Linked DNA regions of Homo sapiens: region 1 is linked to region 2. The links are chromatin loops, found by intact Hi-C in ENCODE. Cell type or tissue: B cell. All regions are shown on one strand.

Region 1 (4,000 bases), 630 kb after region 2:
GGCAGGAGAATGGTGTGAACCCAGGAGGCAGAGCTTGTAGTGAGCCGAGCTCCACTGCACTCCAGCCTGGGTGAGAGAGTGAGATTCCATCTGAAGAAAAAAAAAAAAAAAAAGAACTAATGGTCAACATGACCCACGGCAATTTTGAATACTTGGAAGAGCAGTCTAAGTACCCTCACACAAGTTAAAACCGTGTTAAGTCAGAGTCACAACTCAATGAGCCATGCACCTTTAATTTACACCTGGAAGTAAAATAGTTAAAGTGGAGAATTAGGTAGCTGATTAATCTATCCTGGGGCAAATCTTACATACTTTAATTAAAGCCTCTGAAAACACCTGATGTACAGGTTATAAAGAACAGATTCTAGACCAGTCATTCTAAGACTTATGCATGTAACACACACTTTCCAAAACTTTTTTTTTCGCTCTTGTTGCCCAGGCTGGAGTGCAATGGCGTGATCTCGGCTCACAGCAACCTCTGCCTCCCGGCTTCAAGCAATTCTCGTGCCTCAGCCTCCCAAGTAGCTGGGATCACAGGCATGTGCCACCACGCGCAGCTAATTTTGTATTTTTAGTAGAGGCGGGGTTTCACCGTGTTGTCCAGGCTGGTTTCGAACTCCTCACCTCAGGTGATCCACCCGCCTCGGCCTCCCAAAGTGCTGGGATTGAGACAGGGTCTTGCTCTCTCACCCAGGCTGGAGTGCAGTGGTGGGATCAAGGGTCACTGTAGCCTCAGCCTCCTGGGCTCAAGCGATGTTCCCACCTTAGCCTACCGAGTAGCTGGGACTACAAGTGCGCTATCACATGCAACTAATTTTTTAATTTTTTTGTGGAGACAGTGTTTCCCTTTGTTATCTAAGCTGGTCTCAAACTCCTGGGCTCAAGTGAGCCTTTCATATCAGTCTCTAAAAGTGCTGGCATTCCAGGTGTGAGGATATATTTCAAAATTACGCACAAACACGATTTTTTCACTCCCATCACTTTTCTCTTATTCCCTAGAGAACTTAATTTTTGCCAATAAGTCTTCTAAAATGTTACATTTCCTGTGGAATGCAAGAAACTAAATGCTTCATTAGCTAGTGGTGGCAATTACTATTTTTAATACTTCAAAAAAGCATTTCAATTTACTGTTCACTAGCACATTATGACATCATTCCCTTCCAGTGTTTGCTTGCTCATTAAATAATCCTGTTTCTATTTTGTTCTCTTGCCTTCAATACATAGATTGCAAATATTCCATTTCAGATGCTGCATTAATGATTCAGTGAGGCTGCTGAAAAACGCCTTTATATTTGAACGGTTTGGTAATACACTTTCTCTTATTGCGGTTGATATGGAGAGATTAATCTCTCACCAAAAGGCAAAATCTGGAGAAGATGAAATAGCAAAACTAAGGACCAATGGGAAGGGGGAGGCAAAGTCAATCGACAACCGTACCTAACAGGAGAGATTCCAAGGCTTCCATCAGATAAACAAAGGAAGCTGATTTTTCTACGGAGGCTGCATGTGCTGCAAGCTACCTGAAGCATTAGTATGCAAGCCCACTGAGCCTATTACCTTGAAAGCAGAGTCCAAGCACTGAATTTTTCTAGACTCCCATTATAGGTGGACACCCAGAAAGCCAGTGGAGACAATGATGGACGGGGAAGAGAGTGGGGCCGGTCTTCGATGCTTTCCTCCCACTCCACCAAAGCAGAAGTTAAAAACCTACAACCTACACGTATCAACCAGCTCCTCCGCTGCTCAACCATTTTTCAGGGGCAGAAGGAAGAGGTTGTGGGGGCTGGGCTTCATGTGGGGCGGGTGGGAGGAGCTGCAAAAGGAGTCAGGTTGAGAGGCGAAGGGTCGCAGGCGCTGTGGGGAGGACTGCACGACGCGAGCTGAGCACACAGAAGCAGGGCAGGGGGGCCCCGGAAGGGGCGAACGCCCGAACGGCTGGGGGCGGGGGCGGGCCCTTTCCTCACCTGGCAGCCCTTCTTGTGGTGAAATCCGACCACCACGATGTGCAGTACGGGCCCCCGGGGGACGCCATCCCCGCCTCTCCTGGCCTTCTCCATGGGCGGCCGCCGCGGGCCCGCACGACGACTTCGACCGCCAAGGGCAGCGGGTCTGACGACCCCACCGTGTGCGGAAAGCCGCGGACTTCGGGTGTCAGCGAGCACAGCACATGAGGGCCGCACAGGGAGATCGGTGGAGGCAAAGCAGCTCCCGCCGCCCCCAGGGCCACGGCCGCCCTTCCCTCATCCGCTTCCGCAGCTTCCGGGCTGTCACCTGACACGGCGGCCGCCGCCGGCGAGGCAGGGCTGGGCAAGGCCGGGAGGGCCCTGACGGGGCGGGGTCTGAGAGGCCGAGGTGGAGCCTGGGGGAGCGGGGTGGGTCTAGGAGAGGAGAGATCGACTCTGTGGGGCGGGGAGGAGCGGGGGGAGGAGCGGGGGGAGGGCGGGTCCGGGTGGGACTTGACGAGGAGCGGCGGGGTGGGGCTTACGTGACCCGGGCGGCTGGGCTTGCAGAGCCTGTGGTGTCCGCGGGACCTGGAGGTGCGGCGTGGCACACCTGCTTTTTCCTCCCTGGATTCAATCTCAAAGCACTTCCTTCTCTTTTGCCTTCTCTTTTTCCTCAAAGTTTTCCCACTTCCCTCTTCTCTTCTGTTTTCCTTGCTTTTTCACATCTTTTCGGTTCACTCTCCGAGTGTCCGATTCCTTCACCTCCTTGCCTTTGCCTCTGTGGCCCCCGTCCTTATTCTTAAATATGTAGTAACATGGAGCATACTGGTGAGGTTGCGTATCTGTGTATTCAGCCTTTAAATTACTTGCTTACTCGAGAATTCTTGTTTGTTTCTTTCTAGAGTTTTTTTTTCTTCGTTTAAATATTATGTGTAGGAATCTGAGACGCATTTAAAACCTGAAACAGAATATCCTTGACAACAAAGGAAGTTTACTTGGATACGTGTAAAATGATTATTCTAGTCCTGCGATTTTATAAGAATATTCTTTTCATTCCATCTCATTTTGGGTGTAGTACTCTGGTCAATACAAAATATATGGGCTCTGTTGTCACCAGGGTTTTTTAATTCCTTTACTGATTGTACTACAATTCTTTTTTAAGCAGTGAATCTCATGTCAATTTAAAGTGCATTATAGAAAAGATTTAACAAGTCTTATCTAGGACAGTTTTCAAATAACCTAAAGGATAGGTGTCTGCTTCAAATAGAATTCGAGATTACTACAGTAACTGTGATATTTTGCACTTCTGGTCTTGAAAAGTAAGGAGCTCTGTTCTAATCTAACCATAGCTGAGAAAAACAGTAGGCTTCCTAAATCAAATTTAGTTTCTGTGATTCAGTAGAACTGTTTTAATGCTAATACTGCAGACATTTTTCAAGATGCTGCTATACATTTCTTTTCTGTATTACAAAATTATTGGCATTGGCTAAGAAAACTGTGTAAAACTATATTGCTCCCTGTATGCAGAATATATTAACTGTTTTCTTAATATATTAACTGTTTTGAGCTGTCAGCTGTGTGATGTGTTAACTATTAATATTTTCTTGATATAACCTGTCTTGATATTTTCCACAATTGGCATGGCTAAAATTACTGTCTAATTGAACACCTTTTAAAGATGTATATAAGGGCCGGGTGTGGTGGCTCACGCCTGTAATCCCAGCACTTTGGGAGGCCAAGGCAGGCAGATCACCTGAGGTCAGGAGTTCTAGACCAGCCTGGCCAACATGGTAAAACCCCCTCTCTAGTACAAAATACAAAAATTAGACCTGTAATCCCAGCTACTCGGACGGCTGAGACAGGAGAATTGCTTGAATCCGGGAGGTGGAGGTTGCAGTGAGCCAAGATTGCACCATCGCACTTCAGCCTGGGGGACAAGAGCGAGATTTCCTCTAAAAAAAAAAAAGATATATATAAAAAGAGGGTCAGGCGTGGTGGCTCATGCTGGTAATCCCAGCACTTTGGGAGGCCGATGCGGGCAGATCACTTGAGGCCAA
Region 2 (4,000 bases):
CCAACTTAAGACCCATAGCTTATCCTGCAGCATCTTTCAAGTTGTTTATCAATGAGGACATGTAAGATGTGTATACCTGTAAGATACGGTTTCATTTTTAAAGTAAAAGTGAGATACCCAAAAAAATACATTTCTCCAGGAAATTGAAGTCAAAGGCAGGATTTGACTGGCAGGAGGTGCTGATAAAATCAGCGCAGCTCATCTAAACTGTTGTGGTCTCCAAGTAACAAGAGGAGAAACAATAATCCTATTACTAGAAGGATTGGGGGTATTAGTACATGCATCCTACTTCAGTCGTAGGCTGGGAACTGCTTTGCCCATTTACTCACAGACCTGTTGAAGTGTCTCAGGAGGATGCTCATGCTCCAAGTGACATTCCTCAATGGAATCCTTAAAAATTCTCATCCCTTTTTTCTCAAAAGTACTCACAGAATCTCATACACTTTGTGCTCCTAGTGTTTGTTTATTTCAGTGCAAACATCTAAGAAATCAATCACCTTACAGACTCCAAACCATTATACTGCATTAGAGAATCTTGTTCACAAAATAAAACATGGAAAGGGTATTCATGTACCCGAAGTTTAACAACAGACATACCATCTTACCTGATGCCACGTCAGATGAGCTCTGCCCCACCTTTCTGCGAACCCTCGTTCGGCAAATTTTGCTTTATGAACGCCTGACAAGGTCCCAGTGATGGAGCAGAGGGAGCAAGAACGGACGGTGCAGAGAAAAGCAACCTTTAGCTTCACTATTCCCTCTCGTCCTCCAGCTGAAAGTTGTTCCACGTCCCGGGCAAAGAGAGAGCCCCACCAGGCAGCACCACCAGCTCCACAGAGTTGGAGTGATTCCCCCAAGAAGCTCCCCTGCGCCCCCCGTCACCCCCAGAGACCAGCAGAGGAAACGGCATCTATCCCTTGGAAGACACTAGGCAGGCGAGAACAAATGCAAGTCCTGCTGCTCACACCGAGGAGGAAAGGATGGAGGAGGCGGTGAATGGGATGTAGCAGAAACCCGACGGCCGCAGCGGAAGGGACACCTCCCCTCTCCAGCCTAACTCTGAGCCATCTTCGCCCTGTTGTCATAGCACTTACAACGGACGCCACTGCGCAGGTCACGCCGTGCCGCGCCGACTTCTGGGGGCTGGAGTCCAGAGAGGCTGAGGCGCAAAGGCGGGGACCGACTTCTGAGAGGGCCGCGGTTGGAATTAGATTGCTACTGGGGCGGGGCTCGAGTGAACCACGGCCTGGTCCTCATTAGCAGAGAGTGATAATTACTGCAATCCTCTGCCCTGTCCTGGCAGCAGTTCCTTAAGGAAGACCCTCCTCCTGCCTGGGCTCCGGGGGCAGGCCACGCCCCCCCGGCCGCGTGACCGCCCTCTCCCCTCGGTGCGTGTGGGTGGGGCCTAGTGGGGGCGGGGCGTCACTGGCTTGTCCATGGTGCTCTGGGATCCTGCGCTTCTGAGAGTCCCAATCGCGGTGTTTTTTTCCTGCCGGGACACTCATGAGGGCCCCGTCCATGCACCGCGCGACCGTGGCGAGGGTGGTCGCGGTAGCGAGCGCCAGCGTGTGCGCCCTGGTGGCGGGGGTGGTGCTGGCCCAGTACATATTCACCTTGGAGAAGAAGGCGAGGCGGAAGACCAAGATCATCGAGATGATGAAGCTTTTGAACAGTTTCCAGTTTTTCCTTTTTTTACTATTTGAAACAGCGCTGCTTTGAAGTTACTTGTGCCTGCGTCCTGATACACATGTGTTAAATATATTTTCCGTATATACCTTAGAGTGCATTTCCTGGTATATGGGATTGGATCTATGTCTTCTTTTGTTTTTTACTTATTTTTTTTTAATCTTTACATTCAAATTCAATGTAGCCAACCTTGAAGTTTTTCTTGTTTGCTTTTTTCAATGGATTCTAGTGTAGGCTTTAAATTTCCAGTATTTCACCATCAATCCACAAATCCACATTCCCAGTAGAAAATACCATTCTAGTTTTAGTTTTTTGGGTTTTGGGTTTTTTTTTTTTTTTTAACTGAGACTGGGTCTCCCTGACAGGGTCGCCTAGACTGGAGTGCAGTGACAGGATCACTGCTCACTGAAGCACTGAAGCCTCAGCCTCCCGGGCTCAAACGATTCTCCCACCTTAGCCTTCCTAGTAAGCTGGGACTACAGGCACAGACCACCACACCTGGCTAATTTTTGTATTTTTTGTAGAGATGGAGTTTCGCCATGTCCAGGTTGCTCTCGAACTCCTGGGTTCAAACGATCCACCCACCTCAGTCCCCCAAAGTGCTGGGATTGCTGGCGTGAGCCACCGCGTCCGGCCTCAATATTTTTAAAAATGACCTTTCAGTCAAAGCCTTGGTAATATAACCAGTTTCCAATTGTATTCTGCTATACAGAGAGAGCAGATTTTTATTAGACTTATTGAAATGACCATATTACCATAAGAAGACTCACAAATGGTTTTCTAATTATGGAGGAATCAAGTAAAGAGAAAAAAAGTTTTTATCTTTTTTTACACAAGTATACTCTATCAAATTGCTGTAAATTATAAATAGCTTAAAAGACAAGATTTTCTTAAATCTGGAAAAAACTATTTGAGTAAAGAACCAACAACATTTGAAATAATATCATAAAAACATTGTCTTCATTAGTTAAACTCACGTAATTAATTCTTGTTCTGCCTGATCTTGATTAATAGTTTCATGAACCCACTTTTTTATTACAGTTCTGGAAATTGTTATATTGTCCATTGATCTTCAAGTTGTTAGAAACCCAAATCTAAGAGTATATTTTAGGGCCAGGCACAATGGTTCATGCCGGTAATCCCAGCAATTTGGGAGGCCAAGGCGGGAGGATCATTTGAGGCCAGGAGTTGGAGAAAAGCCTGGCCAATATAGTGAAACCCCATCTCTACTAAAAATACAAAAAATTAACCCAGCGTGGTAGCGCATGCCTGTAATCCCAGCTACTCAGGAGGCTGAGGCATGAGAATCACTGGAACCAGGGAGGCAGAGGTTGCAATGAACCAGGATCGTGCCACTGCACCCCAGCCTGGGCATCAGAGCAAGATTGTCTCAAAAATAAATAAATAAAAATAAAAGAGTACTTGTTAGAATATTTTCCAGGAGTCTGTTTTTTAAAAAAGAATTCAAAACAATAATATGGATGACAAAAACTTAAAATAGCCATGGTTAAAAATCTGATGAAGTTAACAACTGAGAAGAACATTTATTTATTGCTATTATATACAGTATTTTAAGATAACCAGAATTATGACTGGTAATATAATACATTTGTACGAATTTTTTTTAAAGATGGGGTCTTGCTCTATTGCCCAGGCTAGAGTGCAGTGGCACATTCATAGCTGACTGCAATCTCAAACTCCTGGACTCAAGCAATCCTTCTGCCTCAGCCTCTCAAGTAGCTGGGACTACACGTTTGTACCACCATGCTTGGTTTTTTTTTGGTTTTTTTTGTTTTTGTTTTGTTTTGTTTTGTTTTAATAGAGACAGGGTCTTGTTTTGTTGCCCAAGCTGGACACAAATTCCTGGCTATAAGTAATCCTCTGACCTCAGCCTCCCAAAGTGTTGGGATTATAGGCATGAGCCATCATTCCCAGCATACTTGTATGGACTTATATAATTTTTCAAACATTCATATAAACAATATTCCCATAAATGCAAATAAAAGAAAAATCTAGTATCAGTTATCGTTTGACAATATTTCTTATAAAATTTACCAAATAACCCAAATCATTTAATACCTCTAAAAGATGAGAAAGATATGTTTTAATGCTTTCCAGGAGTCCAACTGGAAAATTCCAAAGTTAATTCTACATTTAAAAAACTTAAATTGGAATTTGATTTTGAGGAAGTTTTTAAAGGGCTCAAAACACTGTATCAATACAGAATCACAAGTTACTTGTGAAATAAGTCATTTATATAACCAGAGTGATAATCAAAAGGCTTAAAAAGCCATACAAATAATTACATTAAAAC

Evidence for each region. Hi-C counts contacts between places; a loop is a spot of excess contacts. Peaks named below come from ENCODE experiments on the same cell type or tissue, not always from the same donor. Only the 100,000 strongest peaks of a DNase experiment are listed, where the experiment ranks them.
Region 1: it touches region 2 in a loop (20-fold over the local background); 13 of 110 quality-filtered maps call a loop at or near these places.

What each region holds. Positions count from the first base shown.
Region 1 is chr7:32,493,767-32,497,766 of GRCh38, reverse strand. It overlaps AVL9 (AVL9 cell migration associated), which reads right to left and starts at 2,278. Exons shown (of 16, transcript NM_015060.3): 1 at 1,965-2,278. The coding sequence starts at 2,057. It also overlaps a transcript of LSM5 not described here. RefSeq lists enhancers at 884-1,682, 1,683-2,481, 2,555-2,764 and a silencer at 1,815-2,464. In B cell, no CTCF peak of the experiment used is centred here; a DNase peak (open chromatin) is centred at 2,316; H3K4me3 peaks cover 2,237 bases; H3K27ac peaks cover 1,848 bases.
Region 2 is chr7:33,126,647-33,130,646 of GRCh38, reverse strand. BBS9 (Bardet-Biedl syndrome 9) reads right to left here and starts at 1,083. Exons shown (of 23, transcript NM_198428.3): 1 at 606-1,083. RefSeq lists enhancers at 1,021-1,130, 1,621-1,670 and a silencer at 1,181-1,480. In B cell, a CTCF peak has its summit at 1,577; a DNase peak (open chromatin) is centred at 1,256; H3K4me3 peaks cover 2,013 bases; H3K27ac peaks cover 1,714 bases.